2 separate regions of the Homo sapiens genome follow, and region 1 is linked to region 2. The links are chromatin loops, found by intact Hi-C in ENCODE. Cell type or tissue: natural killer cell. All regions are shown on one strand. Each heading gives the region's core, and the rest is flanking DNA. Links, peaks and the distances in the headings are about the cores only.

What was found. Hi-C counts contacts between places; a loop is a spot of excess contacts. Peaks named below come from ENCODE experiments on the same cell type or tissue, not always from the same donor. Only the 100,000 strongest peaks of a DNase experiment are listed, where the experiment ranks them.
Region 1: a loop joins it to region 2, with 2.8 times the contacts of the local background. A loop is called at or near these places in 19 of 110 quality-filtered maps.

Annotation. Positions count from the first base shown.
Region 1 is chr6:111,771,851-111,777,229 of GRCh38, forward strand. The region is part of intron 3 of FYN (FYN proto-oncogene, Src family tyrosine kinase); the gene reads right to left. Among named protein-coding and RNA genes, the nearest start is that of FYN, 99 kb to the right of the region's middle. RefSeq lists a silencer at 5,033-5,092. In natural killer cell, for the core only: no CTCF peak of the experiment used is centred there; a DNase peak (open chromatin) is centred at 2,115; H3K27ac peaks cover 3,690 bases.
Region 2 is chr6:111,713,370-111,718,748 of GRCh38, forward strand. It overlaps FYN (FYN proto-oncogene, Src family tyrosine kinase), which reads right to left. Exons shown (of 14, transcript NM_002037.5): 5 at 978-1,074. Among named protein-coding and RNA genes, the nearest start is that of TRAF3IP2, 110 kb to the left of the region's middle. In natural killer cell, for the core only: no CTCF peak of the experiment used is centred there; DNase peaks (open chromatin) are centred at 1,242 and 2,232; H3K27ac peaks cover 2,839 bases.

The sequences.
Region 1 (5,379 bases), core at 151-5,150, 58 kb after region 2:
AGTCTCCTGGCTGACTTTCCTTGTTTAGGGACCTACTCAGTCAGGCAGGCACTTGTGGCCTGAGGCAAGAACTGTAGTAGTGGGGGCAGGGATGGGGGGCATGGCCAGAAGGGATGAGAGGGAACATGGAATTGTTGAAAAATCCTAGCTCTAAACCTGACAGATATGGCTTGATCTTACTCTCCCATAGAGTCTGGGTGACCTTGGGCAAGTCACTTCACTAGTCTAAGCTGTAATGTGGGAAGAAAGTGAAAAATGTTCTACACATGAGGAGCCTGTGTGGTACCTAGCATGTAGTAAATGCTTTGCTAAAGTTATTCCTTCTTAACCCAAGGGCAAGAAAAAAAAATGTTTAGCCTAATCACAGCAAAATCCAGGTGACCATCAAGGAAATGGCTAGAAAACCATCACTGCAAAAATATGAAGGCCCAGGTCATACACTACGAATAATTCAGGAAGAGAAAGGAAAGAGTAAAAAATATCAGACAATATTCCAAAGTAATAACTGAATCAGGTGAGGATTATCCATGGTTACTCAAGCCACTGGATGAAAGGAAGGCTGGAGCAGGATGTTCACAAATGACCCATGTATCAGACTACAGATGATTTATTAACTCAAGGTGCACCTTGACATTGGTTAGGTCTGGTTACCATCTTACCCAAGAGATGAAACCTAGCACTGAGGATGGTGGAACAAGGTGACTTCTTCTGCTCCCTGATGTGATATAATATCAGGTGCATGACATCATTTATAAAGTATTCTTGGCAAAAGATGTTTAACCTCCACTTAATAACAAGCCTCTAGATCTAACCAATTTTAGGAAGAGAAGAGCATGCTAAACAATGCTGTGAAGAAGCAGACAAGCCCAGAGTGTAAGGCACTGTATAGCACAGCGAACTTGAACTTTTCAAAAAGTCATTGTTTAAAGTTATATAATGAATGAAGGAAAAGTTATCAACCAAATTCATCAAGTGTATTTGATCAGTTACAGATTTTGGGGTGGGGGCGGGGAGGTAAGTTATAAAATATTATTTGGGACTGTATTGTTGAAATTTGAATATGAATTGAATATTAGATAATATAAAATTATTATTAAATTTTTAAGATGTGGAAATAGTACTATAGTATGGTTATATAAAAGAATGTCCTTATTCTTAGGGGACGGGTGGTGAAATATTTAGAGGTAAAGTGTCAAGATGTTTGGTACTTTTAAATGGTTCAGCAAAATTTTATATAATATGTATAATTTATATATATAATTAGAAGAGGGAATAAAGCAAATGCTGCAAATGTAGAACAAATGGTGAATTTAGGCAGAGGACATAAAGTGTTTGTTTTACAATTCTCCCAACCAGCAAGTTTGAAATTTGTTTTATAATTCTCCCAACCAGCAAGTTTGAAATTTTCCAAAATAAAAAGTTGGGAAAGAAACTGGGAGAGAAAGAGAGGGAGGGAGGGAAAGAGGGGAGGGGGAGGGAGAGGGAAAGGGAGAGGGAGAGGGAAAGGGAGAGGGAGAGGCAGAGGAGGAGGGGGGGAGGGGGAGGGAGGGAGGGAGGGGGTAGAGTGAGCGGGAGAGGGAGAGGGAAAGGGAGAGAGGGAGAGGGAGAGAGTGGGAAAGGGAAAACGAGAGGGAGAGGGAGAGGGAGAGCGGGGGAGGGAGAGCGGGTGAGAGAGAGGGGGAGAGGGAGAGGGAGAGGGAGACGCAGAGGAGGGAGAGGGAGAGGGGGAGGGGGAGGGAAAGGGAAAGGGAGAGAGGGGGAGGGAGAGAGGGGGAAAGGAGAGGGGGAGGGGGAGGGAGAGGGGAAGAGGGAAAAGGAGAGGGAGAGGGAGAAATACAAAACAGGAAAGGAAAAAAAGATGAGATAATATCACTACTCCTTCTCTCCCTCTTTTAGAATCCCTTCAACATCTATATTCAGGTCAGTTGCCCTGGGTTCCTTTTCATTCAATATGGTTTTATTTTTACCAATTTAATAAATTTCATTGTGTGCTCATCAAACTGATGTAGCCACTGTCTCAGCTCCCTTACTGGCTGACATCAAAACTAAACTTTAAACAAAACTCCAACAGCTCCTGTAAGGGTTCACCAGATAGGTATGACGTTTAAGATAACAAATCAAAAACTTCTGAAATCAACACCCAATTTGCTATCACGATGGTTTTTAAGTCAGGTGGATGCGAGGCTGTGGGCCGAGCATCCTACTGGGCTCTCATCTTTTCCAAAGACAGTACTCTCTCTCACACCTGCACTGGACACTGATAGAGATAGGACAGGTACAATATAACATGCTGGCTAGCCAGGCCACTGGGGTTTTAGAGAGCCTGTTTCCATATGGAGTGGGCCATGCCTGAGTTCTGATGCCTGGGGCAGCAATCGCATGACCTGCAGAATAGCCACTCTGGATTCAACTTTCAGGGACTGAGAGCTCCCAATGAAGTGGAAATTAATTCTGTGATGCCTTTAACACAGAGAGGGCTATAAAGGATCTGGATTCAGATAGTGCGGGTGTGCACCTGGCTCTACTGCATTCTAGTACAACCTCAGAGCAGTGTTTCTCCATAGGGGTGCTATGAACACTGTGTTAGGGACAGCTCTTCACTGGGCAGGACTGTTCAAGGCACTGCAGGACATTTACCATCCCTGCCCCACTTTCTCTTGCATCATGTGCCAATGGCACCTCCCAGTCTTTGTGAGGACAACAACAAACCCCTCCCCATCCCCCCCACACACTCCCAAATGCCTCCTGCCTTAGACATCAGCTAAATTATCTGAGCCTCCAACTGGTGATAACATTGCACTGCCTAGGAAGTGGTTTGGGAAGATCAAATGTGCTGCAGCTTTTTCCCCCCCTACTTATTAAGGGGATGGAGTCCCCTTAATTTTTGAGATGCAGTCTCACTCTGTCACCCAGGCTGGAGTGCAGTGACGTGATCTCGCCTCACTGCAACCTCCACCTCCCAGGTTCAAGTGACTCTCCTGCCTCAGCCTCCTGAGTAGCTGGAATTATAGGCGTGTGCCACCACATCCGGCTAACTTTTGCATTTTTAGTAGAGATGGGGTTTCGCCATGTTGGCCAGGCTGGACTCGAACTCCTGACCTCAAGTGACCCACCTGCCTTAGCCTCCCAAAGTGCTGGGATTACAGGTATGCGCCACTGCACCCAGCTAGCTGTTTACAAACTTAAATGAGCTATGCCTACGATACCCTAATATGCATCTGCACAAGCAGCCTGCCATCAGAGGAAAGGCTGTGGGGTGGGACCAACCACCTGGATCCCAGGTGGGAACTATTACAGTCTTATCTCTCTAGTCATGCACTAGAATATGTGACAGCTACTTGTTCTGAAAATGTTCCCCTTAATAAGTGGGAAATTTTGGTTTATAAGTGTTGCTACAGATAAAAACTACAGCATAGTGTGAATTTTAGAGTGAAAGCAGATGGCAAATACTTGGGTGATTGTAGCAGAGGAGCAGGATGGCCTCCCGCAAAGCAACTTCAAGGAATCTGGTTTAGAATGTTGCCAGAACTAACCTGGAACGAAAATGATACTTTTCTTAGTGAGCAAGTGATACAATGACTGTGGAAATTACTTTAAGAACCAAGGTTACACAGTAACACAGAAGTTGACACCCTACCCTCCTATGCACAGGGCTGATTTTCAAAATGATGTGCTTTAGGGATCTGTTCTTTAAATATGTAAGTGACGCTTATGGAAGGGAATCAGTCTTAAAGGCGGGGCCAGACTGCTGCATACAACCTCAAATGGAACTGTAAGCCCTGAAGAAAAGCTGAGAATGGAGACTGGAACAGGGATTCTCACAATTTCGTGTGCATAAGCACCGCCTGGAGAGGCTGTTAAGAATAAAGTCACACACCCACCACAGGGATTCTGTCTGATTCTACCAGTCTGGGGTAGGCCAGGATCTGTGCGTTTAATGAGCTCTTAGGCCAGTTCTGAGGAAGGGGCCCACAGGCTGCTCAGGGAGTCTCAGGGACACCTCTCCAGAGGGCTCTCTGGTGGGATTCTCCGCCTTTAACTCTCCCCATGGGATATTCTTGCTCTCATGTTATGGCCTTCATGACTCAGAATTTAGGTAAAAGCATTTCTCCAGCCCCTAGGTCTGGTTGGATTTTGGGTTACAAAATTGTCCATTTTCACTCTTCATCTCAGCTTCTCCTCCCCCTGTACACACATTGTGTAAATAAGAAGCTAATTTTATTTTGCAGACCAGACAGCAAGTTCTGACCTCTCCTTGAAGGCCAAAAGTCTCAGGTATTAACAGAGAAGTTAATAGGTAGAGTGGGTGAAAGGCACAGTCTTAAAGAACAAAAGTAAAAGCAGATACCTACCCTGGGTCACAAGCCAACAGCAAAGGCATGGAAATGGCCCCTGAGGATCACCCAGGGGTTGGAGTGGAGCAGGGGCAGTGCTGGCTGGGACACAAGGGGTTGCAAATGGATAGTTTTCCCACAGATACTTACATAAAAATATCTAGTGCCAACACGGTGTTTTTATCACCTCCCTCAACTCTGTTTATTAGTCAGTGTTGCTGAATGCCTCCAAATCCCATTCATCTTAAAAACAGTAGACTGATAAAATCTCTGTTATCTCTGGACTTGGCCATCTGAAATGAGATCTTTTATCTTCCATTTCTCTGGCTTTCCAGAATACATTTTCATAGCATTCTTGCAAAAGAAAAGACTATCAGAAAAAGAAAAATGAAGGGTAGTAAAGTTGAGAGAATATTACACCACAGCTTTTGGTAAGAAAATATTTATGTCCACAAGCACACACCACACCCTTTCTGGGAAGATATTACTGGCCTAGAAGCCGGGTGAGTGCATCCCAAAATATACTTCACAAAAAGCACCATTACCCTCCCAAAATAGGCCCTATAATTAGGTAAAGTCTTTTGCAGTGGGTTGTCCTATATCATAAATTGACATATGTTGCTTTAATCTCCCTGCTTCAGCAAATGTAGCCATATTAGGCTACAAAAGCTCTCAGCGACTCACATGTAAACCAGATTGTGGTGTCACTAGCAAACTGATGCAAATAAACAGCTCTGTGTACCAAAATACTCAATCTCAATCATCTGTAATGAGATCTCTCTCCTCCCTAAGCACATTTTCATCACACCAGAACCGCCTTGATTCAAAAAGAAAGACTAGCCCAGACTGAAATACCGTTTAATCTTAGAGGTCATCAAATGACTAACACATCTGAAGAAGCTGGGGTTAAAATTTAAAATACGAGACAATCTCTTTGTGTAAATGCTGGGATCATGTTGTGTGAGTCTTGTTTTTATCTTTAGTTGACCGTCATTCTGTATAAGCCGTCAGAGGCCCATCTGTCTGTCTGAATTCATTTAGGTCA
Region 2 (5,379 bases), core at 231-5,230:
TTCTGCCAACATGGAATCTGATTTGCTCAGAGAGCAGAGGAGAAGCAACCAGACTTGGTGGCATAGAAGAACTTCCTGGTGTGCCCCTCAGCCCCTGGGTGGCATTCTTTCCCAACCACCGGGAGCACTCATAGGGACGCTGGAGATGCCTGGCTTGCTGATGTGGAACCCCACCCCCCCACACTTTCTTCAGAACCTAGATTTTTTTCTGAAGGGCCTCATCCACATACACTGCCTCAATCTAATAGAGGCAGTATTTATAAACCCTAAGAAAATCTGACCCGTGTTTACTCTTCTTATGGAGGTACTGAATGTAGGATTTGAAAAGTGAGTGATCCTCACTCTTGAAATCTCCCCACTGCTTGTTTAACTGTTGTTCCTCCTGGCCAACATTAAACAACCATGCAGCATATTCATTCAAGAGTGGGTAAAATCACTTCTTCTAGCTCCAAAAGATTCCAGTCACTCCCAAATTTTTGTTATAGGGAAACGCCTCCACAGGCTTCACCAAAGAAATGTTTAGCAGTTTATAAAATAAAGAACTTGTTGCAAGCCTCAAGTGAGGGCTTAGCTAGTGTAACATCTGAAATGTGAAGAAAATCTCAAGGCAGAGAGCACGAAACGTGGGTAGCCAAGGCTTGTGCCAATCACTTGAAACTGTAGGTTTGTAGAAACACTCAGGGCTGTGGAGAGCGATGCTGGTGATTTTACAACCTTTAAACCTAAACCAAAACCAATAAACATGGACTGTGCTAGTATTTTTGGTACTCTCCAAAAATCTCCTTGGACACACAGTGCCATAAAATACTGCACTGTGTCACTGACTCTTCTTTTTCTCAAAGTATATTGTTGTAAACCAGTGAATTTAGCAAATGTTCTTTTAGCATTTCAGACATCTGAAGAGATGCAGACCAGAAATGCAAGACCCCTTCCCAACCTGAAAGGTATACATGCTTCTCCTCCCTCTCCAAACTTACGAGCTGTTCAATATTTGAAATTTTTCTCCTTTGTGAAAACTCAGGTCATCTTCTGTCCGTGCTTCATAGTCATAAAGGGCCACAAAGAGTGTCACTCCTGCCGAAACGAAATTCACAAGAAGGGAGATTATTACACAAGGGGAAATTAATTCCAAGAAATTAAATCTTCACTAAAATCTCATTCTCACAATCTACATCTAGCCAGCACTAATAACATGATGAAGTGTTGTAATTAACGTGTCAAAACCACAGTCACAGGGCTGTGTTTATGCCTTGGTCTTTGTAGGGGAAGCCTTACTGTATCTGAAAGAAACCTAGACCTGAAGGGCTTCTTTCTGTAATAGCTTTTAATGAGGGCTGAGGAGCAGGGAAATATTAAAATTGCATCCCAAACAAAAGGGCAGCGTCAGCGTCAGGGTTCAGGTTTGCAGGGCTCTGCAGCAGTTACTGACATCCTTTGCTGGTCGTATCTTCTCCTCCACTTGGAGCCTATGTTAGTTTCTGGGTAAAATGCACCACCCTTTCTCCTGGTAAAACAGTAACATAGAACGTAATAGGAAATGCCTCCTGCAGCTTGGGGAAATTTAGAGAAGACCGTTTCTGTAATATTCACCCCAATTAGAGGATGTACTGCCCTTGGCATCTGCAGTTCATTTTGCAGTTTTGTGCTGCTCGCCCCACTGCTGAAAATGGAACCCTCTCCCTTGTCCTCCCCCTACCTTGAACTCACCTCTCCTCACACTGTCTTGTAGCACTCACTCTTCCTCACACCCACCCTATGTCCTCTCATCTGGCTCTCTAGAGAGGCCCTTCCTGGTTTACAGAAGTTTGCTAGCAGCAGCAGAGAATATCCAGTGTCATTTGGCCTAGGATTTCCTCCATATAATTAGGCATAATTCTTTTTTTTTTTTCAAATAGAGACGGGGGTCTCACTATGTTGCCCAGGCTGGTCTCGAATTCCTGGGTGCAAGTGATCCCCCTGGCTTGGCCTCCCAAAGTGCTGGGATTATAGGTGTGACCTACTGTGCCCAACCCAACAGGCATAATTCTAGCATAGTCCCCAGTGACTCCTGCCTCCTAGTATTCAGTCTCGTGCAAGCCCCTCCCCTTGAGTGTGGGCTGGATCTAACGACTTGCTTCTACTCAACAGAATGTGCAGTCCCTTAAGTGACTAGGCTTCAAAAGATGGTGACTTCCGTCTTTCTAGCAGACTCTCTCTATTGCCACTTCAGCTTGTGTACTTTGATGAAGCAAGGCGCCATGCTGGTGAGGCCCATGTGACCAAGAACTGAGGGTGGCCTCTGGCCAACAGCCAGCGAGGCACCGAATCCTGCCAGCACTACATGAGTTTGGAAGCAGATCATTCTCAGCTAAACTGTGAGATGACTATAGCCCAGCCAACGTACCTTGATTACAGCCTGTGAGAGATTCTGAAGGACCGAACTGACCATTCGCAGATTCCTGACCCACAGAAACTGTAAATTTAGGTTTTATAATTTTAATTGATGTATGGACACACATAAACAAAAAAGCATGAAGGAAGATTTGGATCCAAGCGGTGCCACACTTTATGTCATCACTACAAGTGTTCAAGTGTAAAGAAAACCAGTTTTGAAACTATGAAATTCCTGATTCATAAATACACAGTTATTTCTATTTTAGTACATATAAGATAATACACTGTTATTAAAGCTCTTTTATTAAGGCAATTGCATATGTCTTAAAAGCAATGGTAAATTAAGTTGCCTTCCAAAACTGTGTACTTGTCTGGTCAGCTGTGTATGATCAGTTATCTACCTCAGAGTCTATTTTCTTTTGTGCTGGGACAGGTTGCTGGCCCTCCCTGTTTCCACAGCCCAAATCCTCCTAGCTCAGAAGCTAGGGCTAAGCAGTTATTTCTTTTGAGTATTTTTTAGTTCTTACATTTTATGCTTGTATTTGATGATAAATGTCAGTGACATTTCATAGTTTCCAAAGTCCTGGCTGCTCTGAGAAGTGTAGATTCTAGTGAAAATTACATAGTCATAAGATAAATTTGTTTTTGTTTTATTTTTTAAAAGTCACGGTATCACTGGTTCTATGCTCCCTGGAATATTACTGCTTTGTGAAAGCCCAGGCTGAACGCAGCACCCTCTGTGTACCTAGTACAGTTATAAACCTGGGTCTCCCACTAGTTGATACTTCTGCATTAGTTAAGGCAGAAATTTGATAGTTTGGTTAGAGGGGAGGGGAAATCTGTTGCCAGAAATGTCTAACTAAGTGCCATACTCGTCTGGGTAAGATTTGGGAAACATAACCTCTGTATATTAAAAAAAAAATTAGTTAAACATCATATAGTAGATAGCCATTAAATTATAAAAAAAATTATGAAGAAAGATCTTTTGTACCCGATTGAAAAAAAGAGATATAGAGATATCTATATGATCAAGAGAGTTAATTTTTTTTTTTTTTTTTTGAGATGGAGTTTCACTCTTGTCGCCCAGGCTGGAGTGCAGTGGCATAATCTCAGCTCACTGCAACCTCCGCCTCCCGGGTTCAAGTGATTCTCCTGCCTCAGCCTCCCGAGTAGCTGAGATTACAGGTGCCTGCCACCATGCCCAGCTAATTTTTTGTATTTTTAGTAGAGACGGGGTTTCACCATGTTGGGCAGGCTGGTCTTGAACTCCTGACATCGTGATCTGCCTGCCTCAGCCTCCCAAAGTGCTGGGATTACAGGTGTAAGCCACTGCGCCTGGCCGAGATTTAATTTTTTATTTTTGTTTTACTAGTGCCACAGACTTGCCAGTGGTAACTTATTTACCCCATTCAAGATAACTCTGTAGTTTTCTTTCCTAGGACTTGTTGTTAAACGTCAAAAGACATTTTTGAGCTGTATGTTTGATCAGACTGTTAGCTTTTCTGTTTTATTTCTTTTAAGAACCTCTGAATAAAAAACATCTGAAATTGAAAAAAAAAAGAAATTAAATGTGTTTTGTTTTAAGCTGCTAAGTTTTGTGGCAATTTGTTATACAGCAGTTGATAACTAATAGTAGTTCCCTGCAGTCTGCCTTTTCATTCTGGTCTCTCTGCACTTCAGAGTGCCTGCTATGACCTACAGAAATGACAGGGAGCCCACTTTTTTTTTTTTCTTTTGAGATGGAGATTCACTCTTGTTGCCCAAGCTGGAGTGCAATGGCGTGATCTCGGCTCACTGCAGCCTCCGCCTCCCGGGTTTAAGCACTTCTCCTGCCTCAGCCTCCCGAGTAGCTGGGATTACAGGCGCCCACCACCACGCCTGGCTAATTTTTTGTATTTTTTAGTAGAGACGGGGTTTCGCCATGTTGGCCAGGATGGTCTCAAACTCCTGCGCTCAAGTGATCCACCCACCTCAGCCTTCCAAAGTGCTGGGATTACAGGCATGAGCTACTGCACCCGGCCAGAGTCCACCTTTTTTACCAAGCTGCCAATTTGCTGTGTAGGTAGTTCCAAGGGAAGAAATGTGTCATGGCACTATTCAAGGACCACAGAGAAGAGTGGGGCTTGTCTTTCTGCCCCATCCCAAGTGGGACTTTCCTCAGGAGAGTTAGCATTCAGAGGTCTGACCATGCAAAGCTAGGCTCATTTGGCAACTTTCCTTCTTTCCTTAGATTTCTTTGAAAGGTAAGAAAAGAGATTGGCTTAAAACAAAAATGTGGGTGCCCGTAAGGTCATGCCTATTCTTATTTAACACTCCATGACCAGATTCCCTTCTTTAAAAACAATTTAAAAATGAAGCCAAGCCAGCCCCACTGTGTGGAAGGCAAGGCACATGAAGACCAGCACCCCACTCTCTCCTTGCATCAGCTGACAAGTTCTCACTGAGGGCTTTTATGTTCCATGTTCCAGGAGCTGAGGGGAGAATCAAAGGAGGTTACAGAGAAACACAGACGTTGTTCTTGGCCTTACAGGACTGAAGGCAGTATTGGGAGAAAGGACATGCATATATATTAAAACCAAATAACTCAAGGCAGAAAAATCTGCCAACATTTGGGAGTACTGTGTTTTAACTTTCAAATTTTATAAGGGATCAGGTAGCCTCTTAAACAAAGACTCCTCCTGACTACGGTGGAGACCCACATGCTCAACACAAGTGGCCCTCTCTAGTGACTTTAATGAATGATACCTGCAGACCCAGGGGTCCATATCCAGCACTCGTGAATGAATGAACAAGGACAATGGCTGTGTCAGTAGAATTAACAGTCTGGGCTGGCAAAGCCCTTATGCTTCTCACGGTAGGCACAAGGATGGGGGTTGTGTTTGCCTCTTTTTTTCTCCTGCATCATCAGAAGACAGATGGCCTTAGACTGCCTGTCTGTGTCTCTTCAGGCACCTTTGGGAAGGTGGGAAGGATGGGTAAAGGTACTTAGCACGTATTCAACCCATG